Linked DNA regions of Mus musculus: regions 1 and 2 are each linked to region 3. Evidence: chromatin loops called from intact Hi-C (ENCODE). Cell type or tissue: left cerebral cortex. All regions are shown on one strand. Links, peaks and the distances in the headings refer to the core of each region. The heading gives the core; the rest is flanking DNA.

What was found. Peaks named below come from ENCODE experiments on the same cell type or tissue, not always from the same donor. Only the 100,000 strongest peaks of a DNase experiment are listed, where the experiment ranks them.
Region 1: a loop joins it to region 3, with 3 times the contacts of the local background. A loop is called at or near these places in 3 of 42 quality-filtered maps.
Region 2: it touches region 3 in a loop (2.0-fold over the local background); 2 of 42 quality-filtered maps call a loop at or near these places.

Annotation. Positions count from the first base shown.
Region 1 is chr15:86,358,274-86,368,365 of GRCm38, forward strand. Tbc1d22a (TBC1 domain family, member 22a) reads left to right here. Exons shown (of 13, transcript NM_145476.2): 10 at 8,332-8,407. Among named protein-coding and RNA genes, the nearest start is that of Tbc1d22a, 150 kb to the left of the region's middle. In left cerebral cortex, for the core only: no CTCF peak of the experiment used is centred there; DNase peaks (open chromatin) are centred at 4,660, 5,136, 5,868 and 6,783; H3K27ac peaks cover 2,279 bases.
Region 2 is chr15:86,339,457-86,349,548 of GRCm38, forward strand. The region is part of intron 8 of Tbc1d22a (TBC1 domain family, member 22a); the gene reads left to right. Among named protein-coding and RNA genes, the nearest start is that of Tbc1d22a, 130 kb to the left of the region's middle. In left cerebral cortex, for the core only: no CTCF peak of the experiment used is centred there; DNase peaks (open chromatin) are centred at 3,524, 4,390, 5,568 and 6,509; H3K27ac peaks cover 193 bases.
Region 3 is chr15:86,271,942-86,282,033 of GRCm38, forward strand. The region is part of intron 4 of Tbc1d22a (TBC1 domain family, member 22a); the gene reads left to right. Among named protein-coding and RNA genes, the nearest start is that of Tbc1d22a, 63 kb to the left of the region's middle. In left cerebral cortex, for the core only: CTCF peaks have their summits at 5,190 and 6,117 (motif pointing right); DNase peaks (open chromatin) are centred at 5,005, 5,220, 5,712, 6,077 and 2 more places; H3K4me3 peaks cover 260 bases; H3K27ac peaks cover 2,843 bases.

The DNA.
Region 1 (10,092 bases), core at 1,559-9,558, 86 kb after region 3:
GAAGACAGGTAGCTGGCTTCTGGCCTGGTGAAACTGGTTTGAATGTTAGTGCTTGGGGGTGCAGGCTGGTGATTGACCCCTATGGAAGTCTCAGCCCATCACTGTCATGGAGTCCAAGGTCCAGGTAGTTAGGAGTTCTGGGCTGCCAGTGCCCTTCTCTGGCTCCTAGGGGATTATTCTTACGCTCTAGCCAGTCTGTTCATTTCCCTAACAGCACTCATGCCAGGGTTTGTCGGCTGGCCATTACTTGCTGAATTACGGCTCCGTGCTTGCCTACCCTGAAGTCATACTATTACTCTTGGACTCATTACTTAGCAGGACAGCTTCTTTGAGGAGAAAAGAACCGTTGCCTTTTATAATTAGTCATTTACATTTCCTTTTCCTTGGGGAAGAATTATTCAATCTGAGAACTGGTTGGTGGCCCTGGCGGAATAGGAATGGGAGGGGAAGTAACTCCATTATCCTGGAACTTGCTGGTGAGAAGGCCACCAGAGAAGGCTGGTGCCTGGAGTGGGCATTGTCCTGGCATGGGAGGTGACCTTCTAGTAGAGCTTCAGTGACCCTCGGGAATGAGTTTAGACAGCTGGGACTTCAAACTTCCTGTGTCCTGGGGGCTCACTGTTACTTACTCAGTTCAAAGGAGGGAGAGTAAGGGAGGACCGCTGTGCTCGGACAGGAGGCTCTGGCCTGGCCTTGTGGACAGTGAGGAGGAGAACAGCCTGTAGGACAACCTACTGCCTCCGGAGCGAGTGGATGGACCACGTGCCAGCTCACAGACGGAAACATGGACCTCAGTGGGGTCCCTGCTGAGCCTGGCTCTGTGTCCTGAAGAAATGTGATTTGAGAGTCTTGGTCAATAAAATGGAGGTGTATTAAATGGACAAAATCATTCCGTAACTGCGCTACTGAGATTCACTATGAGTGAATAGTAAGCAAGTTACAAATGAAATAAAAACTAATAATTTAAAACAGTCTTGAAAAAAAACATAAAAATCCACGTTTTTGCCTGAACGCGAGGGTATTCCTTTAAGTCACCTGACTCGCCATTGCCTGAATACGTCAGTCAGCTGATCTCCTGCTGAGAGCAGCCAGGGTGCTCTGAAATTTCTGTGAATGCTTAGCGCATCCCTTCTGACATATTCACTTTTCTTGAGTCCTTCTAGTCTCAGTGTGGAAGGAGGGCCACGTTTTTCAGAAGGCCAAACTTCTCTTCACAAAACTGAACGGGGCTCACAGAATTGGGTGTACCATACCAGGGTCCTCACCAGCTATGCTTGTTAATTCTGCCTGTCTAACCTACAATGCTATTTCTGTCACATCGTACTTCCTCTGTGCCCTTCACTTATGCTTCATAGTAATCCTTTGTCAAGACATATATCTGGAGATGCTCTCTCCCCATTATGGCATATCAGCTTCTTTTTCAGACAGTGCCTTCTTTTTTTGTTTTAAAGATTTATTTATTTTATGTATATGAGTACACACTGTAGTTGTACAGATGGTTGTGAGCCTTCATGTGATTGTTGGGAATTGAATTTAGGACCTCTGCTTGCTCTGGCCAACCCCACTTGCTCCGGCCCAAAGATTTATTTATTATTATAAGTTCACCATAGCTGTCTTCAAACACACCAGAAGAGGGCATCAGATCTCATTATGGATGGCTGTGATCCACCATGTGGTTGCTGGGATTTGAACTCAGTACCTTTGGAAAAGAAGTCAGTGCTCTTACCCACTGAGCCATGTCACCAGCTCAGATAGTGCCTTCTAATGACCAGAAAAGTCTTAGTTTTGATAGAATCATTTTGGGCTGTGTATTATCTTCTGTGTCATGACTAAAAAATCCTTCACCAACTCACAGGATACCTTATGTCTCTCTTCTAGAGGCCACAGATGTGGTAGTTTCTTTTTCCATTGCTGTGATGAAATGCCCCAATAAAAGCAGCATGAAGGAAGAAGGGCTCGTTCTGGTTCGCAGTCAGATCATGGTGGGGACATCCTGGCTGCAGGAGCAGGAGCTGGCAGGTCACATCTCATTCACAGTTAGAAAGCAGAGAGTGACGAATGCATCCACACTCAGCTCACTCTGTCTATTTTCTATAGACAAGATCTCCTGCCCAGGGTTCAGGTCTGCCCAAGTTAAGTTCATCTGCTTATTCAGGCCTGGTCACCAGTGAGTGCCCAGGCCTTATTCACCCCAGAGTTTGGCTGTCAGGAATTCTCGACTCCATGCTTCTAGTGTGGGGAGCTGCTTCACAGAGAGCAGCACTAGCTGGGAGGAGGGGTAGCTAGAGCAGCAGGCGCACCAGGCTCTGTGGTGTCTGCTCATTTCTGCCTGCAGCTCTTCCAGACTCACTCCAGGGACCTTGAAAGTGGACCAGCCAAGCGGCTGATTGATTTCTGGAAATTCTCTCTCTCTCTCTCTCTCTCTCTCTCTCTCTCTTTCTCTCTCTCTCTCTCTCTCTCTCTCTCTCTCTCCATATATATATATATATATATGCACATATATATGCATATCTATCTATCTATCTATCTACATAATTTTCCCCTTCTCCCTTAACCCCTTCACATGTTACCCCATAAGTCCTTTGCAAATTTATGGCCTTTTATTCTTTGTTTATTATTGGTGTATGTGTGTGTGTGTGCGTGTGTGCATGTGTGCTTGAGTGTGAGTCCATTCAGTGTTGCTTCTGTGCATATGCTTTTAGGGCTGACCACTTGGGATTGGTTAGCCAGTCAGGGTGCTGATCTTTGGGGAAGGCTAATTTGCCCCCTCTAAGCAGTTTTTAATTGCCTGGTGCTGTTTATCTAGGGGTGGGGCCACATAGGATTTCCCTCATCCACACTGGCAAGTCACCCGATGTTGTCACTGTTTGGGCCTTGTTTAGGGAGCCATAATGTTAGGATGTCACAGGGGTAGCTTCACTGTCATGTAGAAGACACAATGCTGTGTAAGTCTTTCCTGGGGCTCTGGCTCTTGCAATCTTTCAACACCCTCTCCAGCAGTGTTCCCTGAGCCTCTGGTGTAGAGTTGTGTAGAAGATGTATCGTTGGGACTGGGCTCGCCACAATCAGTCGTTTTGGACATTTTAGCTGGTTGTAGCTTTTTAAATGGTTTCTGTCTGCTGAGAGAAGCTTCTTTGATGAGGGGTGAGAGCTGCTCTTCTCTGAAGTTCTGGAAGTTCAGGTTCACACTCCAAGTACAGAGAATGTGTGTTCCTCTATGTGGGCGAGGTTAGTGTCATTGCCAGGTCACACTGCTGGATGTCCTGCCCTAGTCTGCTGTCCTCCTGGTGCTGTCTGCCTTCCTTCCCTGGGTTGCTGAGGACATTGAGACTTCCAGCTCTAGTAGGTGTGTCTCGTTCTTCTGTGGCTTTGCCAGACTTCACCATATAACTCCATTCTTAGTGTTAGCTGTGCATTCGAGGGCCACTGTACTGTTTTGGCAGATTGGTATGTCACAGATGCTCTCCTGTTATGATGCCACTTGCTTCTTGTCAAGGTCCCATCATGACTCCCTCTTGTCTGATGGCACCAAACACTTGCATCTCCTTTATTTGGGCCTCTTCTCTCCTCTCCCTCCTGACTGTGTATGTATTATTGAAAGTGCTCATCTTCTTGCCTCCTTTCCTTCCCCTTTCCCTCCCTCCCTCCCTCCCTCCCTCCCTCCCTCCCTCCCTTCCTTCCTTCCTTCCTTCCTTCCAGGCAGGGTCTCACTATATAGCTCTACCTGCCCTGGAACTCTCTGTGTAGACCAAGCTGGCCTTGAACTCAGAGATCTACCTGTTTCTGCCTCCCAAGTATTGGGATTAAAGGTGTGTGCCACCACTGCCTGACATCTAGTAACAAAATCTTATTTTTTGCTTCCTTTTCAAACGTTAGTGGCTGTTTCAGAGCAACTTCAGATAAACCATAACCCTGGAGCGTTCCCATGTCATCCCTCCCTCCCTCCCCCACAGCCACACTTCCCCTGTTCTGAAGAACACCTGCATTAACGTAACACACTTGTGACTGACAGGGCACTGTCAATGAGTCATGACCAACTGAAACTCATAGTTTAATTAACATTGTAAACTATGGGTCTGGCAGATGCCTAACAACATGTGCTGTCCATTAGTCCTCAGTAAGCGTCCGTGTGCCACCTGTTCATCCACCTCGCCTTCTGATGGAACCTGGTCCCCATGGTTTTGTTTTTGCCAGGATGCCACATGGTTGGCAGGGTGGCCTTCCCAGCCTGGCTTTGCTCACCCTGTTACTTCATCTCTGGTCCATGTCTGTCTGTCCTCTATCCAGCAGTAGCTCTGGCCTGACCACTCTGCACTGTCTTACTGGATCCTGCCCACAGTGTTATAACTCTGAGATGCTGCTTGCCCCGTGGCTACAAATGAGCCCAGGGCATGTTCCTACAGTGGCTTACACAAGGAGGCTGCTGTCCTGCTGTGTCTGTCAGGACCTCTCAGTGTTGGACAATGATCTGTAATCAGCAAAGCTGGGGACAGGAAGGTTGGGAATGCACTTGGGGTAGGTGCTGTGGTAGGCTCCAGTAGATGCAGTTGCTCACCCTGCACCCTTGTGAGGGATATGCTGCCCGTCTTTCATAGGTGAGAAGCAGGAGGAAGTTGAGCTAGCAGATGGGAAACACAGAGTTAGGCAAGGCGCCATGTGTTTTCAGCGGCTGGTCTGTGCTGACTGCACTCTGAGAGGCTTGCCACAAGCCTGTCCTTGTCTTCGTCCTTCCCACCTCTTCTCAGAGGCTGTAATGGAGACATTCAGGGTATCGCTTTAACCAGTGCTTCTAAGCTTGGAGGGACAGCTAATGTGATGGATGACATAATCACGATTCACAATGAGTTCAGCTGCCTGGAATACCAGCCCAGAACCAATCAAGTGAGCACGCTAATAGGAATAAATGTAAAATCCTGCATTCAAGTTCAAAAACCCAGTCAGACCAGGTCAGTGGGAAGCATTTGGGACAGTTTGGGTTGACTGTGTCCTCGGTGGGAAGCTCTGTCATCATTTTGTCTCCATTATGGCTCTTGTCTCGTAGCTGATAGCCCTCACCCTCTGTAGTCCCGCTCTGTTATTTCTACACGGCACAATCAGGATCCTTCCACAATTTGAATCTTGTAGCTGCAACAGTGGACAGCTGCCCTTTCCCCCTGCTGACATCATTGGGCAGCTATGGTTCTTTCTCACCTCCTGCTTGTAACTCCTTCAGAATGGCCTCCTCCCAGCTCTTGTCTTGCCCCACACTCCCCCTTTCCTGAATATGCCATGCTCCCTAGGGACCCTGGGACCTCTCTGCTTTACTGCAGCCCAGGTCTCACATCCTCACTGTGCTGCTCCCAGCCAGGCCCTGTCCTGTATCCCAGGACCAGCATTCACCATGCTCTTCCCTTCTGTGCTGTGCTGTGTCTATATAATACATGTTTTGTCCCCAGATTAGCACAGCAGGTAACTGCTAAGTGTGGCATTTCCCGTGTCGTGTCGTGTCAGGTCAAGTCAGAGAGAGAGAGAGAGAGAGAGAGCGAGAGAGAGAGAGAGCGAGAGCGAGAGAGAGAGAATGAATATGAATATATGAGAATTAATTCAACAGAGTGGCCCTAAAGGTGCGCCCTGGCCTGGTCTGTCTGTCTTTGTTGGCGTAGGCTGGCAGCCCAGTGCTGGGCCAGTGAGAACGCTGCTGGTTTTGCTGCTGGTTTTGTCTTCTGCCTTTGCCAGAGTGCCAAGGCCTTGAAGGTTCTTTCAAAGCAGGACCCCCACTTCCCCTTTTCCTCTTATAGAATGGTATCATTCTTGCCTCAGTGTTTGGATTCTAAAAAGCCAGCTTCCCTTTCTGAGCTCTGAACAAACTGAGAAGTAAAACAAAACAGTGGCAGATGGAAGCAAAGGAGAGCTGTCGTTCTTGCTGCACAGTGAGTGGGCTTGAAATGGTTTCTAGTGTGGAAGCCAAATAACTGGCTAAATCCACACTGTCTCTAGCCAGTGTTGGTAGGCTGGGGCTGGGCAAGAAGAGCCCATAGGGCCTCTGTCCTCCCATAGAGCACTGATTAGTCTCGTGGGTGGGGGTGAAGCTCTCACCATGTAAAGTGTGGGGAGGTTAGAAGATGTGTCACCCTGATTTCTTCAGCTGTAATTGGGGTAGCCATCACAGCCCCAGTTAGCTGTGTAAGGAGGCTTGTCAACCTCAGGGAGGTGTATCAGACTAGAATATAGTAAGTGGTCAGTAGGGCCTTCCTGACCCAGAGGCTGCAAACCACCCTTAGCTAGTCTCTCTCATCTCTATCTAGTTCAGACTGTTCATAAATTCCTCCACCCAAATATGCACCCACAGACTGGAGCAGTAACCTCCTGCTAACCTCCTCGGAGAAATTAAGTCTCCCAAGTTATACTTGGCAAGCTCAGATCCAAAGACGATTGATGACTCTCTGAAGAGCTGTAGGCTAGAACCAAATTTTCTATGGCTTTTAAGGTTAGGTATGTTAGAACCCAGTTAGTCCTGATTCTGGCTTCTGCTTCATCGCAGCTAGCAGGATGCTTGGCCCTCTGGGATTCGTACAGTTCCTCGGGACCTCAAGTTTTGACTATGAGACTGAGCCCAATAGTTGCTCCTCCGGAGAGCTGACTTTCACGAGAGTGCATGAGCCTGTCAGAGATCTGGCCTTCCAAATCTGGGTAGGAGGCCATCCTAAGGCCCAGGGCAGTTCCCACCATGTTCCCAGATCCTGTCTTTGTTGCTGTCTTATGTCTCTGGAAGGCCTGGCCTGGCCTAGCCCTCACGAGGTTGGTAGACACAGTTCTTCTTGTTCTAACCCTTGCATATGAGTGAACTGGAAGTCTAGAGGCTCTCACTGCAGTTTTGTCTGGGAGAGATGTCCCAGCATGCCTTACTCTTCCTGTTGTAGATAGACACCTCTATAGCTTGTAGGCTTTGTTAGTACTGAGCCACAGTGGCATTAAGAACTTCTGCCAGCCAGCGTCTGTCCTTAATTCTTTCTGTCTTCCTGGAAGGCTCCCCATTCAGGATCAGGTGCTGAGGCTCCATGCTATTGGCAGGCTCTGAAGGGGACGGAGGGCTGATGCTTCTCACTCTGCTATGTTGCCTGCTGACTGCAGACACTTGCTGCCCTTGGGTGCAGGCCACCTGGGTGCCCCACCATCTGTGAAGCTGCAGAACGTGCTCCCCGTGGGCTGAGAGGGAGTAGGCATTCTTCCCTGCTCTCTCGCCCGTGCTCCATGCTACTTCTGAGTGCTCTGAGGTTTGCGGGCTGCCATTTGCCATGCTATGTCATGTCTGAAAGCCTTCCCCTCTGCTGGCTTCTGTAATGTCTGAGGCTCAGAACCGTCCAACAATGCGGGGTGCTGAGTCTCATCTAATAGATGATGGGACCCGTGCCCAGAGAGAGCACACACTGTAGATGTCACATGTAGCTAAATATTAGCTATGCTTCTATTCCAAGTCCCTTTCACAAAGGCTCCCTCCCCAAATCTGCCCCCAACCCCTGCCTCCAGTCCATATGAGCCTCACCCGCATCACTGAGAAGAGTCGCATGCCACTTCTCATACAGTGGCTGCATTCTTAGCACTTGAGTGCTGCGCTGTCAGCACATTTGCCGTTTCTCATTGGCTCCCTGGTGGGCCGGGTGCTGGCTGTCCAGGTGCCCATTGAGGTGGTCATTCCAGCCAGTGGTTCTGCTCAATGAGCCAGACGCATGGGTGCTGGTTTGTTCAATTTAAATGTAAATATCCAACATTAACAAATAGAAATGTTCCATGAAGCGTTCCTGGGAGCTGTGTGCATCCTCTGACATCAGATGGGAGTGAGACCTGGTGGTGCTGTGCTCTGTTGGTGTTATGCAGAGTGTGGCCCTGGACCTGTTTCTCGTGAGGCAACCTAGCAGTGTGTAGTTGGTTTGTTTATAAAATGGTTTTGCATTATAAACTCTTTTCACCGCTTTTTCCTCTTTGGAGGATCTGGGTTACCGGAGCGGGTGGTGCTCATGTGTGGTATGTCTTTATGTATGTTCACCCATGTGTGAGTATGTGTACAGTGGTATTTGTGTGGGCCTGGAGTTGACATTGCTTGCCTTCCTCAGTCACACTCCACTTTACTTGGAGATACAGTCTCTTGGTTGAACCCAGAGCTCACTAGCTGTGGCTAGTCCAGCCAGCCAGCCTGATCTGGGGATGCCCTGTCTCCTTCTCCCAAGTGCTGGGATTACAGGTGGCTTCCACAGCGACTTGGCTTTTATGTGGGTTCTGGGTACCTGAATTTAAGGTCTCAAAGTTGCTTTATCCTGTGTGCATTTAATATATGCTGTAATTTTTCCCCCTTAGGACAACTACACCTTTGCCCAACCTGGGATTCAGATGAAAGTGAAGATGCTGGAAGAGCTTGTGAGCCGGATTGATGGTAAGTCAGTGTCCAGCACAGCCTTCCCTGGGGCAGGGAGAGTTCTAGCGGGAGGTTAGGGAGGCAGCCTTGCTCCCCAGCCCTGCCAGACGCCACCATCCTGTTCTCATCTGGCCAGTGGTACCTGGGTCTGCTAGCTCTCAGCCAAGTGCGTCCTTAGCAGGAGAAGCTGCTGTTCTGCCCATCCAGCCTGTGCTCCAGTCAGGACTCAGTGGGGAAGGAGATGCAGTGCTCTTGGCAGCCAGCCTCCCTCCTGGGTCAGCTGCAGCTTCTCATCTGGGCAGCAGGGTGGTTGCTGATGGCTGTCCTTTGCCTTGCCTCCCCTGCCTGGGTGTATCATTTGCTATCAAGGAGGATAGAATAATTTCTCCATGGAATCCAATTAATTACCAAGTCCAGAAAGAACATCTTCAATATTATAGAAAAATTATAGTGTGTGCTCCGGCAATTTTAGATTATGCTTTCATGTTTAAGTGAGGCCTTTGAAATACTTTTTACCTTCGTCCTTAAAATAATTCCCCCTGCGATGTGCTGAATGTCATATTGCAATAGCAGAGTTTAATTAAATGAAACTTGAGAGATAATGCTTGCCCATTCCAAGCGGAGCCTCCTGATAGTTTGTTAAATTAATGAGCAGAGTATTAACAAAGTGACGCCAAGCAGAACCAGGCCTGTGTATATATGTGACAGCAGCCTGTCAGCTGTGAGCTGTAGAAGACACCCTGTTTCCCAGAGTCCCGGCCGAGTCGGCTGAGTCACTTGACCAAGGGTACAGAGAACTCTATTGAGGTGGAGTCCTGGCTGTGTGCCCTCTGTGTGTGCAGGCCCCTTCCCAGCCTTCCCCTGGCTGCTCCCATGGTGGAAGAAAATTGTCATAGCCCTCTTCATAGGAGAGACTTGGTTTGGGAAGTGACTGAGTGACATTATAAACCAGAGCCAAAAACTTCGAAACTGTGCTACGTTCGTTCCTTGATTGAGCCTGGGAGTCGTCTCTGTGTCTGATGGTTATTACCTCATTTCCATATTATGAAGTCTCACGCACTTCTAGGGCTGCTTTATTGGATTCAGTGTGTTTAGCTGCTTTTCAACCTCCCTCCGAAGTACTGCTCTTTCTCTCGTCAGTGCACCCTGTGCATTTATTCTGCACTCAGGTTGCGTTCTTGCTTGGCTCTGGTTGAAGTTTTTTCCTACCAGCGATTTCACAAGTGTCCCCGGCCTCATTTAGTTCTTTGAAATACTATTTGCAGGAGCTACGAGTTACACAGTTCTAGCAGGTTCTTCTTTTCCTCCTGTGCCCCTCAGAAGGCCTATTTTATATTTTCCATGAGCCTTAAGTTGTGGCCAGGGCTGGCTTGCTCCAGCGCTGCAGTTGGGGAAATGCTTGAATTGATTTTTTTTCTCGTGCTGCGGTTCAGAAGGAGGCACACTGCAGATTTACACTGTGATTGTTCCAAAGAGCAGCAGTGACTACTGCAGAGCTGCCCATGTCTGTGCTCTGGGTAAAGCATCTTTATCTCCATGCAAGGATCAGCTCTTCACAGCACAGGATGGATGCCAGTGTCCCAGGGCAGGCTGTGCAACCTGCTTGCTTGTGTTCTCATAATAGAAGCTCTGAAAATCTGTGTAGCTGCACCATTGTGAGGATACTGGACTGTGCAAGCAGGAAATGCCTGGTCCTTGGGGCT
Region 2 (10,092 bases), core at 1,484-9,483, 67 kb after region 3:
GACCCCACTGACTGAACTGGAGGGTGGACAGTCACCAGCTCTGAACACTTAGGCACTAATGTCTTCATTCAGCCTCAGGAGAGCTACAGTGAACTGGGTTGTCTGCATGCTAGGATCTAATGGGAGATAATGCTGTGTAATTTATACAGCCATGGCATAACAGATTGTGTATAAATTAGCAAAAATGTTCCAGAATGCTAAAAGCAGGTGAAATGGAAATGACTGAATCCCAGATAAAATCATCCCTGAATATCCAAGAAGAAAATTTGATCAGCTTTGGGAGTGAAGGGGTTACCCCTGGTGGTATTTTATTGAACCACAAATTGTTATTTATAACCCATGTCAGGAGCAATTAAACTGATTGATGATTAAGAAAGTTTAATAGTTGAATAATAAGATGCGGTTCTTGACAGCTATTTTTTCTCATTCTGGAAGCATATTTTATGAGTCTAATAACAGTGTTGAGGATGGGCTGTATAGCATGTTGTGGTGTAATTATGTGGTGGTAATATAATATTCAGTCTAGTGTTACGTGGTCTATTATGTATAAAAAAATTAAAATACTAATTACAATTTTTGATTTATCATTGAAGTGGTTTATTAATTTTGGCTTACCCTAAATTTACATCCAGAAGCCTTGTTGCTGGTTCTTGTTGCCCTGGCTTCCATACCACTGTCATTGTCTTTACAAATAACTTCTTAGGTTGGTGGGGAAAATACATGTCTCAAAAATTGCTTGAGATATAGGTGTTGGTGTTACAAAGTAGGAGATATGAATACTTACAACTAAAAGCACATTCTAGCTCCTCAACAGCAGGTGCATATATAGAGAAAAGAGGTTTGATTCCCTGACAGACAGGGAATATGGTGTAAGCTGTTGAAACATTTGGCTGTGCTTCAGCAACAAACAGCTGCAGTTGTTGTGTAGTTGCTCAAAGGTGTTCCTCGTGTGTTTACAATGGTTGGTGCTGGTGCAGTGGTAGTCTGTCCAGCTGCTTGACTGACAGTCCTTTGCTCAAAGCAGGCAAGGAACCAGGAAGGAGTCTGGTACCCCTTTCCCAGCAGTCTGGTGCAGCCAGTTCATTCTTGGAAGCAGAAGTTTTTTCATTGACATAGTTTGTATTCATTATCCCTTTGAGTGTCAGCCTGGACTGCTTCTCTGGAAGGCACTGATCCTGTTAGCTCATGTATCTGCTTCCTTTGATGCTGTCTGGCTCCTCAGCCCTTTGAGCTGACCTGTTTCACTTGGCCCTTCCAGCATTCCCTCCCTGGGTATCCCTGAAAGCTGCCTCCATTTTCATCAGCAGGATCCTGTTGACTTCTGCCCAAAATATGGTTCTGATTCCTTGGAAGTGGGGGATTGTGTCAAAGACTCAGGCTTGTTTTTGTTTAGGCCCTTGGAGGATGGAGAATCTCACAGAGGGACTGCCCGCTAATGATGAATCAAGGCAAGGCCACACGTCCAAGCTGTCCTTCCAATTTACCGAGTTTCTCTTCCAGCCTCCAACAGAGGAGCCTCTGAGTCTGTTTGAAACCTGGCACCAACATGATGTGTACTGCTGTCAAACCTTAGTGTGAGTCACGGTGTCAGACCCAATTTAGAAATTGCGTTATCCTTTGCATCCTTTTGATGCTCGACTCAAAGGCCCTCAAATTGACATACAGTGGACAAGTCTAGGCCATTTAGCTTGTCAACACCACCTGAACACAGCACAGAACAAGACTCCCAGGCAACTTTTAAGAGAATGAATTTTCTTAAAGATGAGAAACGAAAGCCTTTGGCCAGGCTTCCTGTCATAAAGAACCTTTCATACAACCCTGCTAGAAAATACAGGCATAAGCTGGACACACTTATCTGAGATGCTGGGGCTAGAGGCCTAGATGTCAGTACTTAGGGTTAACAGTGTTTCCACAGATGTTTCAGGTAGAACACTCCATATGTGAAACCCAATTGCTCTGGAGTTAAATAATTTGATTGCTGCATGGTACTCTGAAGTCAATGGGCCAGGAGCCCTTAGATTTGGAGGTTGGGGTCAAGGGTGTTCAGGTCTTTGCCCTTGGTTTTTAGATAACTTGCATTCATTCTGATAGTTAACCTTTTTATCTCATGTAGCTTTAGTGTTGATCCTAATTTCTTAACTGCTTTTGAATAAACATCGATATTCATTATACTAATTTATGACAATCTAGGTTTTGAAACTCCACTGAAAATGTCATGGAACGTGACAAATGAATGTCAAGAATGTTTCCAAGTTCCTTTTAAAATTGTGCCGTACATTCACTGTGCATTCTGGCTGTGGGTTGACACTGAGGCTCCTTCTCACACTCACCCACTAAAACCCCTGCAGCTTAAATGATGAGGTATGTCTGTCTGTCTGCCTTTATACTCAGGCTTCTGTATCTCTCATATCGCATTGATTGACCCATCCTTAGAGTTGATACACACCTACAACAAGCACAGAGACCTTAGGAGCCAGGCTCCTGTCTCAGTAATGTACCCTAATTTCTGTGTGGCTTGAGGCTTTCTAGGCCCACACCCCAAATTCTGCATTTTGTGCATTTAACACAAATGAGGGAGAAGAAAGCTTCTCTATGTAATTTGGTTGATAGAGACCACATTTTTCATAGCTCTTCTCTTAGTGGCCTTGTGCTTACCCCAGAAAATTGAGGCACCAGGTTTTGACAGTAGGCCTTCCAAGGCCAAGTGCTAAGGATTCAGTCTGAGTCTTTAGAGTAGGGAGGCAGGATAAATGACATTAATTCTTCCCTATCTCCATCTCCTCCCCCACCCTCTTTTTAAAAAATAATGCCTCTCCATATAGCCTAAGCCAGACTAGATTCACTCTGTAGGCCAGGATGCTCTCAAGGTCTTGATCTGCCTACCTCAGCCTCAAGTACTAGGATTTCAGGTGTGCACCTCCATGCATGGCCACCAGTGTCCTTCTAACTAACAGGTGATTTGTGGAGGTTGCATGTTAGGTAGTATTGTGACTGTGGACTGTGATGGGTTGCTCTGCAGAGAAAGTTAATGGAACAGCTTTTCACTTGTGTGCTGATGCAGCGTTCCTGAGCCCTTTTGAGGTGCTGAGCTAGACCAGTGCTTGCTGTGAAAGGAGAGCCAGATGCAGATGTCTATAGGAACTGGCCAGGGAGAGCCTCTGGCAGTGGGAAATACAAACATGTAGATCCCGCCTTACTAATGCTGATATTTCACCTACCAATGTAAAGGGACAAAGGGAAAGGGTCAGGTTGAGGAGCAGTCTTCAAGATAGCCAGTGTCAGTCCCTGCTGGCAGCCTGTAACTCTGAGCCTGCCTCTAGCCAGCCTGTGTCAGGGGCCCCAGCATGGCCTGCTCTTCCACCTTCTCCCTGAAGTTGAGGCGGCTGCCTTGATTGCTTTAGGTAATCCTTCTGGCATCCGTGTGCCACATTCCTTATGGTAGGAGGATGTGAGGCAGAGAGATGGTTCAGTAGTTTAAAGCATTTGTTGTTACTGTAGAGAACTTGGGTTTGGTTGCCAATACCCACATGGCAGCTTGTAACTGTGTGTAGCTCCAGTGCAGGGGATCTAATACCCTCTCTGGCCTCTGAGGGCACCAAGCACTCTTTCAGAGCATATAGGCACACAGGCACTCTACACACAGAAAATAAAATAAACCATAAGTCATGTGATTTGACGTCTGCCCCCACAAGAAGGGATGTGGCTGAGCCACTGGGATCAGCTTCCCGGAAGACTGTGCAGCAGCTTCTGCAGTGCCCATATTTTCAGTGACAGGGTGTGGCTGACTTCCTCTTGCAGGTAGCACTTTGAGTGACTCAGATTTCTTCTACGCTGATTTTGAAAAAAAGTGCCCAGTTGTTTTACTCCGCGGAGAACTTGAACCTGCCCTGCAGAACTCTTGTGTGTTAGTATTTGTGATGGGCAGTGTTAATTGTCAATTCACAGACTCTAGAATCACCTGGGAGTGCCATGAGAGCCAGCTTTATCTGGATTATGTTAGTTGAGGAAGACCTGCCCATTGAGGCTGACCCTGTTCTCTGGACAGGGAAGACTGCTGAAAGGGAGCTGAGAACCAGCATGCATTCCCTGCTGTCTTCTGACTGTGGATGCCCTGTGGCCGGCTGCCTCAGGCTTCTGCTGCCTTGATTTCCTAACCATGGCGGATGGACCTTTGACTCTTCCTGCCACACTGTGCTCTGAGAGTCTCCCAGGGGTCTCGGTGCATTTTGTTAACCCCTCCCCACAAAGTCTTCCTGATCCTCTTAGGGCTGAGTACTATGTTTGGAGCTGGCCCTGTAGGTTCTAAAAGTCTGCTTCTTATTCCTTGGATTGGGCAGGCACCATTTTTAACTGAAATGAACCTCCCAGTGTGGGTGAGTCGTATGTGTTGGGGATCAGTTAGTTTTACTTCATGGCTTTAGCTGGCTTCTTTCCTACAAAGCTGTTTGAGGGTGTTTTCTTTATTCTCAGGTGGCCTACTGCCATGTGTTTCTTACTGAGAAATAACTCTTTGTAGATTATTGTTATGAGCCGTTGGCCTGTCATAAATTTGTTGGACTTTCCCTCTTACAAGCACTTAAGAGTTTTTACAGGATACAGTAGCCCTGCTTTTCTGCTGCCTTCCTGACCTGCCCCCCAGGGCACGTGCTTAAGCCACACAGCTTTCCCAGAGCCTGCACTGCATTCATGTTTGTGACAAGAGTGGGCCCTAAACAACCCACGGAGGTGAATTTTGTCCCAGTGAAAGACCCCCTGGTGTGGGGTGAATGAAACCATCTTTGTGGGGCTGACTGACCAAGGATTCAGGGTGAGCAGGCTGGGTTGCTGGTCTTATTTTGGTCCTTTATTCTCTCTGCTGCTTTTATGCACAATTTGAATCAGGGCTGCTTTGTTGGTTGATATGAAGACCCTCGGTTACTTTTGACTAATTAGATAGAGATGAATCACTTTAGTAGATTGATTTATGATGTTTGTATCCTTAGCAAGTTCATTTCCATAGGTCCCCACTGCTGAGAAGTGGGTGTCTGTCTGTGTAGTCTCCTAATTGGAATACAGAGTCAGAAAGAAGGTCTTAGCTGAAAGTCCAAGATGCCTTTCCTCATTAAGGAATAAGAAAGGGACCCAAATCTGTTAATACCACACTCAGGCAGACATCCTTGAGGTGCTGGAGGGCTGAGCCTGTCTCAGGTGCTCATCTTGTGGCTTAATGACCCATAAGGACCCTGGATTCCCTGCTGTCCCGTGTCAGGGAGAGCAGGGTTGGGGTTGAGACAGTTAGGATCCCCCAGGGACATATGAGCACCCTGCTTTCCTGAGAAACTGCGCCTATAATTTTCAAAGGCAAACTCAGCTTTTTTTTTTTTTTTCACAGCTGTAGTTTTTTTGAGGCTTTCAAAATAGCCAACTTGTTCTCCACCTTCTGAGAGAACCGAGTCTTCTTGAGGGGGTGGCAAGGGCGAGTTAAGGGGGCATACTTGCTTCCTTCGATTTGAGTGACTTCCCTTTTACTGTAGTGTTGCTTGCACTGTCATTGGCATACTCAAATGAGAGTTCCGATGCACAGCCGTCAGCTCAGTAATAGCCTGAATGTTTTCTGTAGCTGAGAAACTGGGCTGGCGCCTACTTCTCATTCCTCAAGGAGTAGTTTTTCTCATTATGGTTGTAATTAGTCATTCCTCCTAGACCACAGACTCTTTGAAGGAAGTCTGTTTACTCCCTCGTCCTGCATTAATGAACATCTGCTCTGTGCTAGCACCGTTGTAGGCCTGAGAGACACAGGCTTTGGGGTACCCTTCCGGGTTCAGGGTCAGTACCAGGAAGCATAGATGGGAGATTGAGCTTGTGGCATGTGCTGTGTGGGGCCTCTGCAAGCTACATTCTGTCCTTTGCGGTGGGGACTGTGACTGTGGGATTGACTTGTCCCCTGTGCAATTGCTGACTATAGTGGACCATACTCATTTGTGCTGCTGTAGGCATTACCCAATAGCCCTTGTCTACCTCAGAGTCTCTGCATCTTTCTCTGTCCTGTCCTATGGCAACCTTCAGTTGGGTTGGCTCTCAACTTTCAGTCTCTGTGATGATAGGGATTTATATGGGTCAGCCCAGAGCTGTGTCCAGGCTCTATGAGTCTCACCCGTCTCAACGTCACCTTCCTTCATACCACTGTGAACTTAGTATGGGCAGCCATCTACACTGGACAGACACCCCTCCACTTCCATCTCTGTCTCATTTGCTTCCCCACCCCCCCCCCCCTTTTTTTTTAATTGGCAAATATCCCTACAAATGAGCAGCCAAAAACCACTGAGTCCAGAGGGCAGTGAAGGAGCAGTTTCCTTTTTCAGACATTAAAAAGATGCTCTTGTCTCACCCTCTCCCTTCCCACCCCAGTTTCTTGTTAGTGCTTCAAGCTTGAGATAGAACCAGTTACTGCTTCAGCGAGTAATTTTTCTATGAACAAGAATGCCTACTCACAGTGGTGTTGTGAAGCCAAGAGCCCAGGCGCGGTAAGATTGCTATGTTGTGAAAGAACAGAAAGTGACATCGCAGGCCCAGGGAGTGCCTTTCTTTCTGTGCTTGTCTCCCCACCAGCATCCTGCAGCACAGCATCCTGCAGCACAGGCCCACCTTCTTCCGGAGTCTTGCTTTCCTGACTGCGGGTTCTGTGAGGTTGGTCAGGGCTATGGAGGGCGGGGGATAGGGAGCTAACTGTTGCTGTGAGAAGCAGCCGCCGGTGCTCTTCAGCTGGGACTGTCTCCCAGGCCACTGAACAGCTCCTGGGTCGTAAATATGCTCAGGCTAACCCATCTCACCCTTATCTTGTGGTTCTTGTCTGTTCACACCCCTCCCTCCAATCGTAGGTTTGTGCTGTGGCCCCACAGGTGGTGGCTGAAGTTTTCAGCAGTGGAGTAGAGAGGGAACGGTGACTGTGGTGTCTTCTATAACCTTGAATTGAACGTTATTTATATTAGAATTAAACATTCCCACTGCAAAACCAATTTGATCACAGTGTTAGTTGTTTTTGCTGAACCAGAGTTTTGTGAATTTATAGTCTGGCGTTGTGGTGCTACCCTCACCAAAGCAGGACCCTTTCTCCACAACAGAGCCCAAATCTGCGTAATTAAGTGGTACAATCTCTATCACCAAAGTGTCAGGGTTTCAAATTTAAAACTCCCAAGTTGGGAAATGTGAAGATTAGATCCATAGAGCAATTCCAGCTTGCTTATAAAGAACAGAATATTTTTGATTACCAGTTAAGCTCCTAATTATGTGAAGAGGTTTATTGCAGGGTTTGTGCAGCATAGGTGATTAGTGTCGTCATGACAACAGCCTCTCCCTCCTTCCTACCACCAGGAGCTTGCTCTCTGCCAGGTGCTGGCTCTTTACTCTACAGCCTGGCATACTAGACATCTGTACCAGTGTCGAAGGATCCTTTGGTAGGAGGGGAGACATATAAACTGGAGTCATTTTCCTCCTTTCCAGGCGCCACCCTCTGTTATGTGAATTGATATGAAAGAGATCCCAGCTCCACTCACTGCCTCATATTAGAAGGTAAAATTCAAGTGCTCAGGTACCTTGGCCATTTCAAATCCTGATGCCATCCCTGGAGGCCTCCCCAGCCGGGAGTCCTTAAGTTGGGGTGATGTCATGACATCAGTTCAGTCCTTTGCTTGAGTGACAGCCCATGCGCTGAATGCTTTACTGACAGTTTCTACTCACTAAGTCCTACTTCCTAAATCCATACAGTTAGCTCTTATAGGAGCTCCTCCACTCTGTCCCCCAGCCAGAGGCTGCAGTGTATCAGAGAGGCAGGGGAAATGTGGAGGGAGTGCCCAGGACTCACACCAGGCCCTGAAGCTTCCTAGACCTTGTCCTGAGGCTGCCACTGTGCTCTCTCATTGGCGCTTTTTCCCTAGGTGGTTGAGTGTATGCAAACAGAACAAAGACTCAGTGGTTAGAAGGTGGCAGATGTTGATCCTGCCAATTACTTGCCAAATGCATGAAATTCAAGAAGAATGAAGACCAAAGTGTGGACACTTTACCCTTTCTTAGAAATGGGAACAAAACGCCCATGGAAGGAGTTACAGAGACAAAATTTGGAGCTGTGACGAAAGGATGGACCGTCTAGTGATTGCCATATGCAGGGATCCATCCCATAATCAGCTTCCAAATGCTGACACCATTGCATACACTAGCAAGCATTTGCTGAAAGGACCCTGATATAGCTGTCTCTTGTGAGACTATGCTGGGGCCTAGCAAACACAGAAGTGGATGATCACAGTCAGCTATTGGATGGGTCACACGGCCCCCAATGGAGGAGCTAGAGAAATTACCCAAGGAGCTAAAGGGAACTGCAACCCTATAGGTGGAACAACAATATGAACTAACCAGTACCCCGGAGCTCTTGTCTCTAGCTGCATATGTATCAAAAGATGGCCTAGTCAGCCATCACTGCAAAGAGAGGCCCATTGGACTTGCAAACTTTATATGCCCCAGTACAGGGGAACGCCAGGGCCAAAAAGGGGGAGTGGGAGGGTAGGGGATTGGGGGGGTGGGTATGGGGGACCTTTGGGAATAGCATTGAAAATGTAAACGAGGAAAATACCTAATTAAAAAAAAAAAGAAAAATAAAACAGGCAAAAAAAAAAAAAGAAGAAGGTGGCAGATGTCCTAGGGCAGGCAGCCCTCCTCACTGTCACTGCACTGGTCTCCATTTTGAGCCTGTTTCACCTCCTGCTCCTCTTTGTTTCTGGGTGTGGGAAGATGGGCAGACATTTTCATTCTTTGCTATCCTAACATAGCCTTTTTACATTGCAAAACAATTAAATACCTGTGCCTGCCTCCTGTCTAAGTCATTTAGATTGTTTCTTCTATCTGCCCACCCACCACTTAGCACCTACTTTCTGTCCCCTGCAGCTTTCTGTCTACACTCACATCAGTGCAGACTTTTGGGATGACTAGGACTTCCCCCAGTGCTGTCCCCTCCTTATAGCACTGGCCTTGTCCATTGAACACAGTAGCAATCTTCACTTGGTTCTGACCACAGGGCCTGTACATGTCCCAGTCATGCTGTCCTTAGCAGCCCTGGGGAAAGATGAGCTGTTGAGATGGCTCCAGCAGCATTGTCTTTCCTGCTATGCATGAGACTCTTTCTTCCTTTCTACCCCAGACCCTTCTACAGAGAAGGCCCTAGGTCTCTATCCTTGCCTATCCACAGTGTATGTGGCTGCTGTAAGGACTAGGATATTTATTCCATTCTAACAGTGAGGCCAAGCATGATCCTCTTGGCGTTTAGAAGACGAATTGGCAGAGGGCTTCTTGGAGTTAAATGCCATTACTTCGTTACACTGAAGAGTAACAAATGACCTGCTGTGAGAAATGACACCCAGAATAGGCTGCTGACATTTCCTTGGATAAAATAATAGGCTGGCTAAACAGACTAAGAAATATTGAGACTTCTGCTTGCCCCACACAGTGCCTGTGTTATGCAGGCCCAGGCTGTGCTAGCTCAGCTGCTTCTGTGAACCAGAGGTCTGAGAGGGCCTTTCTTGGTGTTTACCTTTGATTCTGCTTGAGGAAATGTCTCTGTGCTTGGAAGGCCCTTGAAAAAGGGTATGCCAATGGAAAACATCTCAGAAGCTGTCCTCTGAATGCGGTTGTTGATTCGATGCCCTGAGACTGGAAAATAAAGTCAGACTTGCTCTTAGACTCACAGGATGGGAATCAATTCTGCTAAAGAGTTTTCCCCAGGGAGCAGGAGGAGACAGTTCACACCCACATATGCATTCTTGATCTTCCCATTTCAGTCAGTGGAAAGCGGGCACTGGGCTGGACTGGATGTGAAGCAGGCTGAGGTGTTCTCTCTATTGCATCTGTCACCTGAGAGAGGTGATAACTTCTGCCGCTGCAACCTAAGGGAGCAAGCAGGGAGAGAGCACCTTTCTCACAGAGTCACTGAACAGTGTATTCACTAAAGGGTGTGCTCAGATCAAATGCCGCCTTTCTGAGATCAGACATTTTCCGGGAGTGGGCCTCTGAGGACTATCAGGAGAGGATTCTTGCATCCCTGCAGGCAGTAGGGGACAGAGCTGCAGG
Region 3 (10,092 bases), core at 1,613-9,612:
TAGTGGAGTTCACCACGGGACCTGTCCTTGAGCCTTATAGGCTGCTACACTTGCAGACACCCCCACCTAGACCATGTGTCCTTCTAGCAGCCCCCCAAAGCAAGTGCCCTCTGAGGTCATCTTTCCATTCCCTATATACAGTTCGTGGCCTTCACAGATAGAGCGTGAGCACACAGACAGCTAACTGACTTCACTGGCTTGGGAGACAGAACCTGACTTTGAACACTTACAAGCACTGCCTTAGGGAAGATAAACAGGAGCCTTGTAGCAAGCACCTGTGCTGTGCATGCATCGGAGAGATCTTCTCTCACACCTGACTGGCAGAGGGGGCTGCAAGTGGAATGTTTTACTTACCGGTCCTCTTGTGCTGTTCAGTCTTTGTCAACTTGACGCCAACTCTAGCCACCCTCACTTTAGGAGTTGGCTCCATCGGCCTGTCCCGTGGCTAGTTTGTGGGACATTTTCTTGATTTATGAGTGCTGTAGGAGGGCATAGGTGCTAGGTGGCATAGGAAGGAGGCTGAACAGGCCTCGGGAGCAGCAGCAGCCTTTGGGATTCTTGTCGCTGCTCCTGCTGGGTTCCTGTCCTGACTTCCTCACTAGTGCACTGTGACTGGGACATGCAAGCCGAATAATCATGTGTCTCCCAAGTTGGTTTTGATTAGAGCGTTTTTTTGCCACAGTAATGGAAGGCCAACTAGGAAACCCCAAGAAGAGCTTTCTCTGAAGCTACTCAGTGAAAGTACATAAACATGGCTACCTAAGACTGCAAGGAGAACAGAGACATGTATGAAGCACACGAGTGTTCTAGTCACACATCCCACAGCAATGGAGGCCTACAGGAAGGGTCCAGTCACTGTGCTATAGAAGCTTAGGGACCAGTGAATAAGACTTTATAGTCGACGCAAGAAAACAGAAAACAGGGGCGAACAAAGTGAGCCGTTTAACAACAGACAGAAACAAACTCGAGAGCTGTAGCTAAGCAATATGACTGAACTAGGAAGTGCGTCAGGAGCTTCAGCACTAGGCTCTTCCAAGCAGAAGGAAGCTCAAACAGGCTGTGTGCAGTTACCCAGCAGGAGAGTAGGAATGGTAAGAGTGAAGTCCGCACTGGGGCTCCCTGGGCCTGACAGTGAACCGATAGGAGAAAAGCCACAGAGGCCCAGCGCGCTGTAAAGAGATGTTCACTGGAATCTCCCTGGCTGAGGGGAGACACCAAAACTCAAGTCCGCTGAGCCTCACATCATTGATATCCAGAGAGAATTTTGAAAGCAGAAGCAAAAAAGCAACTTGTCCTCTACAAGAGAGCTTTATAAGACTTACCAGAAGGTTCTCAACAAAAATTGTGACCTGAGTCCGAAAATATATGAAAAATTTCAAAATATATGAAAAACAAACCGGCTAGCCCAGGATACCCCATGCTGGCCAACCCGTCTTTCAGAGATGGAGGTGAGACTGGGATTTTCCCAGAGAATGGAAAGCGGAGGACGCTCATCATGTGGCCTGCTTTTAGGACAGAAGCTCCAGGGAGTTCACCTTGAGTCAGCAGAGTGAGCAAAGAGGAAGGCTATCACAGAGTCATGGGAGTTCTCTTGTGGTGTAGAGTGACTGCGGAGCCTAAAGGAGCTGGAAGGAACTATGGGACCCAGCCCCTTCCTCTCTGACTTTGGACAGAGTGATATACTGTGGGGCACACTGTGACATACCAAGGCTTCCACTGTGAGATGTTTTCTATGCTGTATGTGTGTGTGTGGTTTATTTTGGGAGGTTGGTTGTAAGGGCGAAAGGAGATGAATGGGACTGGCCTGTATGATGTGAAACTCACAAAGAATCAGTAAAAAGTTAAGAAGAAGAGACGCATACACAGCAAGGGCCGTGCAGGACAAGACCACTGTTCGCCCCGAGCCTGATGATGAGACAGTGAAAGCCTTTCCTCTAAAGTCAAGAACAGTACAAGGATTCACCACTACTGTTAGCACAGCAGTGGGAACACTAGCCAGGACAGAGAGAGGGTAAAGGAGAAAAGCAGCAGCCCCAGCCAAACCCAGGGCCTCTAACCAGAAAGGAAGCAGCCAAATTGAGTGCTACACGTCTATCCCCATCTGCCCATCTCTAGCTAGCCCTCCGTCAATTTGGGGATGCATTTCAAAGCGAGATGTGTATGTTAATTTACCCCAACTGCAGTGTACATGCTGTTGGCTAGATACAGAGTTTCTGGAGAAAGTAAACATTACACATGAAACGCTCAATCTCCAGCACAATACTCACTTGATGAGTTTACCTCGCAAACGTATTGAGCCTAGCCAGTGTCCCTTCTGCAAGTGCTAGAGAGCTCTTTTGCAGCATACAGACTAGGCAAACAGAATCCAGTGAGTAGCCTTGGTAGACTGGCATGGAAAGGAGGGGTGAGTGTCCTGACAGGCATGGTTGTGGGGAAGTGCACAGAGGCTGTGCAGCATGAAGGAAGCCTGTGTGCTAACAGGAAAGCAGAGGAAAGAATAGCGGGACTTGGGTCCTGATTCTACTAGACCGTGGCATGGCTTTAGTTCCTAGGCTACTCTCTGCAAACCAAGGCACTTGGCTGGGATGTACTCTGTCCCACACACTCAGGGGAATTGTTATGTCCAAACACTTCTCTCAGCCCAGTCCTTCACCTTTGAGCCAGTTCTTAAGCTTTCTAGGTTTTAGCTTCTTTGTGTAGGACATCGTCTACTGTGGTGTGGTGGCCACGGGGTCCAGCACATTCTGTTATTTCTCACTAGAATGAGCTAAGAACACCAGCTTCTCTGTGCCTTACCATCCTCTCCTGTCAGATGGGAATAATGGTAACACAGCTGGTTGGATAAGTTAGGGTAGGTAGTGTGTTAGATAGCGGTGATAACCTTGGTGAGCTGTGCTGGGAACAGCTGCTATATGAGATGGTGGTGCTACCTGCTGGCTGGTTGAATTGGGAACAGGCAGTGTGTTAGGTAGGAGCAATGTCCTTGGTTGGTCATGCTCTGAGCAGTCAGTATATGACATGCTGGTGAGATACCTGACTGGTTGGGTTACTAGCAGCCCCTGACTCCAGAAAGTCCTCAGGGTAGCACTTACACGCTGCTGTGCTCAGTGTATGCAGTGGTTTAGTATCATTGTATGAAATCTTAGTAGTGAGAATGGAGCCAGGCATGGCGGTGCCCACTTTTACACCTAACACATGGAAGGTGGTTAGAGGCTTGCCTGGTCTACAGCGTGAGTAGGCACAATGTGGCTGCCTCATTGTGTTTTCTAGGCAGCTTAGCCTGGGTGTTGAGTGATGGAGACACCGTTGGCCTTCTTCCCCTCTTTCTGAAGCATGGGGCTGTGAGTTGTGGGCCATGTGCATGTTAGGCGAATGTTCTGCCCCTGTGCTGTGTCCCCCGCCGTGTGTTTCACAGTGTCACTGTGAAGATGCTTATGAGCTCGCCCGCCCTCTGCAGTTACTAAGCCTGCGTTTGTTATCGCCACACAGGAGTCCAGTGTAGACCAGGATGCCTTCGGTGAAACAAGCTGCCTTAGGGATCCCTTTGTTCTGTGTTTAGCTCCTAGGGACTTTTGGGATGCTCTCTGAGGAGGGTTGTTGGATCCATTATCTGTTTTGAGGGCATCAGGCAAACAGAGCTGTGTTACCTCCTGCTTCTCTGGGATGACAAAGGTCAAGTTTCTCTTCTATTAATGAAAGTGAGCTGCATCTGTGGAGCTAATTCACCTGCGAACAGACACTGACAGGCAGCCGCGAACAACACCCTACCTTCTCACATGATCTGTAAGGGCAGCTGCTTTCAATTCATCCCATAACAGATGCCAGTTCCCTACTGTGGTGGGGCAAGGGTGTTAAGAAATCTCAGGCTGGATGCAGGTGGCGTTCAGCAAGACATGATTCCACAGTCTCTCTTTGACCTGTCACTCGCAGAAGAGGACAGTCTTGGGCTGGGTGGGCTGGCCTCACTGTGGTGCAGATTTGAGGGCAGGGTGTGGTGGGTGTGGGGACTGGACTCTTACTCAATCCTTCTGGTCCTCTGGGCAGAGTCCACTGAGAATCATTTCTGCACCTCCCTGCTGTTCTTACCGTACTTAACTGCCTGCAGGCCATGAGTCGTCGTCGTCCATGTGCTGCTGCCTTTCCCTGTCTCTCTGGTTTGGAGAGGTTTGCATGAACAGCTCTAGTGAGGTGACTGCTGAGAGTCTGCGTGGCCCCTTCATCTTGGTGTATCCACCCTCAGGGCTTCATAAACACCTCCTCTGTACCATGTAACAGCCATGGGCTCAGGCTTCAGATGGGCACATTTCAAAGGTGGTTGGGTATGAGAACTGGGAGAGTGATGAGTGGAATAGACAGACCAGCAGTACAGCTCAGATGGGATGCACAGGCCAAGGCTGCTAGGTAATTCCTGAACAGGGTTGGCCTGAGTCGGATCTTCCATCTGGGCCCCTATAGGATCTGTAGCTGGACCCATGCGTGCGTATGACAGTCTCAGCATCCCTTTGGGCACTACAGCAGTTGATGGGTGGAACCGCATGTTGAACTGTGGGCTGGGAAGCACTGTGAGCTTGTGGCTCTTAACTGACCCTGGAGTGGACAGCAGCGGAGCATGTTGGGTTAGACATGGTCATAGCCTTATCCAGGGGTCACCAGTGGCCAGGTCTTAAGTTCTTGTTGCTTCTGCTCTAGAACTCTGGAGAAGACAGCTCTGCTGGGCCGGCAGCCCAGGGGCCCTGGTGTCTAGGACTCTGTAGTCTTCGGTTTCTGTGCTGTCTGCAGGCAGTAGTTACCTGTGTCAGGAGAGGGACACTGCTGAGAGTAGGACCGCCCTTAATTTTCTGATTAGTGAAGAAAAGACCCAAACAGTGGGATACTGAGGGTTTTAATCAATTGTTTCCGGATAAATACCCAACTTTCTCTCATCTCAGCTGATTGGATCCCATCTTTGTGTTGCCGACTGACGGATGTCTGCGCTCAGGCGCAGGCTTGTGTCTGCCTGAGTCTCAGTCGTGTACATGTATTCTGAATAAGCCTTTTGTTCCATTGAGAAGATTAAGGGCAGTATTTGGTTGGGAAAATTTTAATGAAGCACCTAACAGGGCTATTATTCATTTTTGAAACAAGTTGCTCTGGTTACCATAGTGACATTAAACCTTTTATTAAATGTTTTCCTTTCAGCCTTGAGTAAGTTTTTGGGAAATGCTGGTGGGGGAGCTGCAGATCCATAGACTTGGCATCTGGAAGGGATTTTCTGGCTCTGCCGAGTTAAATCATTCAGGGAATTTATGTTATAGGAACATAAAGCTTATAAATCTAGTTTATCATATCTATCATTTAATTGTTCATGCAAGCCAGCTCTTCATGTAGCGATTTACAGTAATCTCAGTGAAATAACAGTTTTGTGTCACAAATGAATAATGCATGCAAAGAAATTGTTGAGCTCCTTAAAATCATTATGCTCAAAATATTAGGCTCTTATTTGAAAGTGATAGAGTGATGATCGCGTGGAGGCTGCAGGCTGGGGACCTCGGAGTGGGTCGCTGTCCTCAAGCTGGGGCTCCGGCTCCCAGGAAGGAAGTGGCGCAAGGCGGCTTCGGAATGACCTAGTGTCTTGCCGCAGTTCCTGCTTGCAGCAGCCAGCCGGGAACTGGCAGTGCCGGGCCTGTGGGTGGGCTGGGGGTGTTGGCTCAGGGGGAACATTCTGTGTTTAAAGCACGAGAGGCTGCTTAGACATTCATCTGGCTGGGACAAGAAGCGCGTCATGTTGCCATTAGTGCTGTTGCCAGGCCAACCCTGCAGAGTTTGCCACTGAGGGTCTGCGGCTGGGCACCTTGCTCTTTCCTTTTCCCTTATGTGTTTGCCAGCAGCACACATATGCCACAGGTAAGCAACGCTGTCAGATGCCAAGGTGAACGGCAGTCACTGCTCTGATGTTCAGTGGGGAGGACGCCTTGAATGTGGCTCCTTGTTAGCAGGGCCATCCATCCCACGTGTGCATATCATTGGGCTGGTGACAGCCTCCTTATCAGGACATTAGATCTTTGAATGGGCACACTAAGAAATGTGGATGATCCTGGGGTGCCTGGGTGTGAGAGGGAGGCAGCTCCTCACCAGAAGGGGGAGGCTCTGCTGCTCAGGAAGCAGGAGTTTTCCAGAACGAGAGCGTCATCAGTCATTGTCAGAAGGCCTGTGCCTCCTTTACCTTCTCTCTCGACTTAAAAAAAAAAAAAAGACCTGCGTTATGAAAAATTTCAACCACACACAAAGGTCAAGAGAACATGCAATGAAGCCAGGACGCCAGTCCCCGACATTCAGCGACTGTCAGTTGTGGCCACGGTCGGCTCATCTGTCCCTCTTTTCCTTTGCTGGAGTATTTCAAAGAAAATCCCAGACATCATGTCATCTTGCTTCCCTGTACTTCAGTATGCATTAAAAAAACCTCTACGTCTCCTTCTATTTTCAGAACATGGTGCTGCCAGGAGCCCCTCAGACAGGCCTTTCTGAGCAGAGACTGTGGGGACACAGCAGGTCAGGCCTGTGCCTTCCTCACAGTCAGGGACTCGTGTGGTCTTGGGCTGACTGGAACTTGGGCTGAGGTCTCAGGTTGACAGAAACCATTCGGAAGGAATCTAATCGTGGCTTGAGTGGCCTCGTGGCCTAGGGACATGCCATGTGTTCTGAAGACTTAGTTTGAAGAAGAGATGTTGCTTAGGAGCCCAGGAGTCAGGGTGACTTGTGCTGGGGTGTCCTGTTCCATGGTTCCTCCGTCCCACAGTCCTGCTCCAGGATCCCATGCTCATGACTCATCATGGGTCTCGGGTGTGGACTGGCTAGGTCTGTCTTGTGTCTTCTTTTCCTTCTTGTGGCCGTGGCGTCTCCTCCTCCTCCTCCTCCTCCCCCTCCTCCTCCTTGTCCTCCCTCCCTCCCTCCCTCCCTCCCTCCCAACCTCCCTCCCTCCCTCCCTCCCTCCATCCTTTTGCTCTCAGGTTGTCCTTGCCAGATTTGCTGGTGATACCTGTGGTTCAGTGTCTCCTGAGTCAGGACTTTGGAGTTTCTTATGATAAGGTGCACATATTCAACTTGGTTTTGAGCCTACCAGGCACTGTGATTCACTGGAGACAAGTGCGCCCCCTCATTCCCGAGAGAGAAAATAGCATTTCAGGCATTTCAAGTTTCAATTCCAAGTTGACATTTATAAACAAAACATCTAAAAAGCATGTTAAGGTCCAGTTCTGAGGGACCTTGGGAAACAGTTTACAGACTGAGAGCAAGTGAGAGAGCCAGAATGAGAGTGAGAGCGAGAACACGTGTGCTCACAAGTGTGGGTGTCTGTATAAGAAATACCAAATGAGAACTTCCCCGGCCACCTCCTCACTGGCGGGCCTTCTTCCTGGGTGGCAGTCTTGTTTCAGAGTGGGGTGAGAGCTTGTTTGTTATTTGAGGGATGGCTTTGTCACGGAGGGCTTTGCTCATTAGGAGTGGCTTGATACATTTCCTCGGTATTCAGGGCCTCTGATATTTTCACTCCTTCAGACAGCGTGGAGGAGAGACTTGACAGGAGCTCTTGAGTATCCTCATGGAGTTAGGGTCTGCCTAGGCCCCTGCCGTGTAAATCTCAAGTTGGCAGCTTTCCATCAGGGACCCTGAGAACCACAGGGCTGCTGCTGTGGAGAGACCGTGCTTGTGTAGCTAGCTGGGGTTCATTCTAGGCCCATAAATTGGCCTGTGATTAACTGCAGTGGTTTTAAAAGCAGGCTGCATGTGAATTTTAAGTAATGCCTCATTGAGACAGCTACTTGAGAACAGGCCATGGGGTCCTCAGAGCTGCGGGGTGACCTGGGGCCAGGGTAACTAACCACTGCTTTGCAGACTCTCTGCCAGCACTGCAGACAGCAAAGCCAAGTTGGGTTCTTTGCTAGATATTTATCACTTCTTTCTCCATGACAGGGCCTTTCGGTTGCTGTAGCTAGCGCTGTAAGATGATGTTTATGCTGGTTCTCTATATTACTTTTTATTGTGGACTATTTCTGTTGTAAACAGTCATAAATATGCTTACAGTTTTGACTGCAGTATGACATGTTGCTGTAAGTGTTCACATACACTTTGGGTTACAGGGATGAGCAGTTTTGAGTTCTTATAGCATTTCTCCTGGTGTGTGTTAGTCTCTGGTAACAGTGTCTGGTCCCTTCCTTTCTGAACCGTTGGTCATGTCAGGGTCTGTGGCCTCTGATCCCATTCCCCTCTGGGGCACTTCCAGCACACCCTTGGCCTTCACCAGCCTGGTGTTGACTAGTGCACAGTCCCTGAGATCTTTATTAGGGAACAGCTAGGCCAGCTCACGTGTCCATCAGGCCTTTCTCCCAGCCTGGAATGGCTGTTGAGAGAGGCTGGGCAGTGGGCAGTAGCAGAGAAAACAGACGAGCATTGGTCATGTGATCCAGCTTACATACTCCTCCAGGACCACTGTATTCTTGGACATAGAGCAGCTGTGATTATCTGTTTCGAATTTCTGTGTTATGTAAATTGTGTGGCAATAAAAGAGTTTAAATTATGTGCCTTTTGGCACTTGTCATTGGCCATGTCCTATCCCTCAGGGAGGTTTTGGTTTCTTGCATGTGAGGGATGGTATTAGATGGTAAGCCCTAGGTGGGAAGATTAAAGATAGTTTCAGTGTGTTGCTACCTGATGCTACCTTACTGGTTCAAACCTGGGCTGGCTATCTCTATGGCCTCTTATGTGTCCCTGTGCTTGTCCTGGAGTCCCTTCTGTTACCCCAGCAGAGACCCCATCACAATGTGAAGATGGTTGGCTTGGGCTGAGTACAGAGCCAGCATGGGTTCTCCTCCTTTGGAGGGCGAAACCTAACCTGTCCTCTCTGCCCATGAGGCAAAATGCGAGTCTGTTGAGCTTTCCCCTGTGGCCCTCGATGTTGAATTAGAACAGTGACCAGAAGTCCACAGTTCACCACAGAGGGGATGAGATATGCTCTGAGGAGGAATCAGAAATGTAGATTCAGATGGCTGAGTTTGTGGCTATTGATTGGGTAGCGAAGGGGCCAGGCAGAAGGAGGGCATTGCTTAGCATAGAGCAGCTGCTGATTTCTGGCCTTTGTGGAGCGCATACTTTTCCTGCCTGGATGTCAAATTATAGAAATGGGTACTCGAAAGAGAACAGTGTTAGCAAACCAACAGGGACTTCCCAGAGGCCTTCATTTTGCATATTCAGTGTTGGAAGTACGCGCTTGGATGGGCTTCTTTCTAAAGGATGCCTTGTCTCACCATGTGGGGCTCCAGGGATGCTGAAGTGCCCTCCCCACAAGCCAAGGGCAAAGTCAGTATCAGATGTGTTTCCTGTACACTGAGTGCTTGGCTCTTTGCAGAGATGCTGTGGATGCTGTGTGGTCTGGCATCTCTTGCTGCCCAAGGAGAGGAGGGTGGCGGAGAGATAAGGGTGCCTTGCCTGAGGCCAGCTCTACCTCATGAGGCTGGCTAGATTGGAGCAGGACCTCTATCTTTTTACCCCACCTGAGCTCCTAGGGTTGTAGCTGTCTTCAGTGATACGCTGTGCCACTTTCTGGGAATCTGGCTTTTATTCTCACTTTGCAGAAACAGAAAATTTGAAGGTATTCAAAGACCTTGGGTTTGCCCAGATGTTCTTGAGAGATGAGCTGGAGCCAAGAAGTCAGTTCAGTTTCCTGATTCAGATAAAAAGAAACTGCTCCCAATCGTGGCCATGGATTCCAGCAGACATGAGCGAGTTCTCACTGGCGATGGATGGCTCTCAGGCCAGAACTGGCCAGCTAGCTCCCTGTCTGCTCACTGGGTACTTCTCAGTCTCTCTGCCTCTGAGCTTCTCTCCCCATTCAGCACATCTTGAAAAGCTTTCTCTCTAGACATCTGTGACATGTCTTCCGGGTGTCCCCTCCCCCTGAATGTTCCAGCGATGGTTCCACTCTCTTCTACCCTCACAGCACACTTACTAAGGTGAGAGTCATGATTTTTCTTTCAAAACCTCTCCATTCGGTGTGGACATTTTTCAGCTCTTAGGCTCTGCCCATTGATACCCTTCTGGAGAGGACCTCTGCCTCGCTGC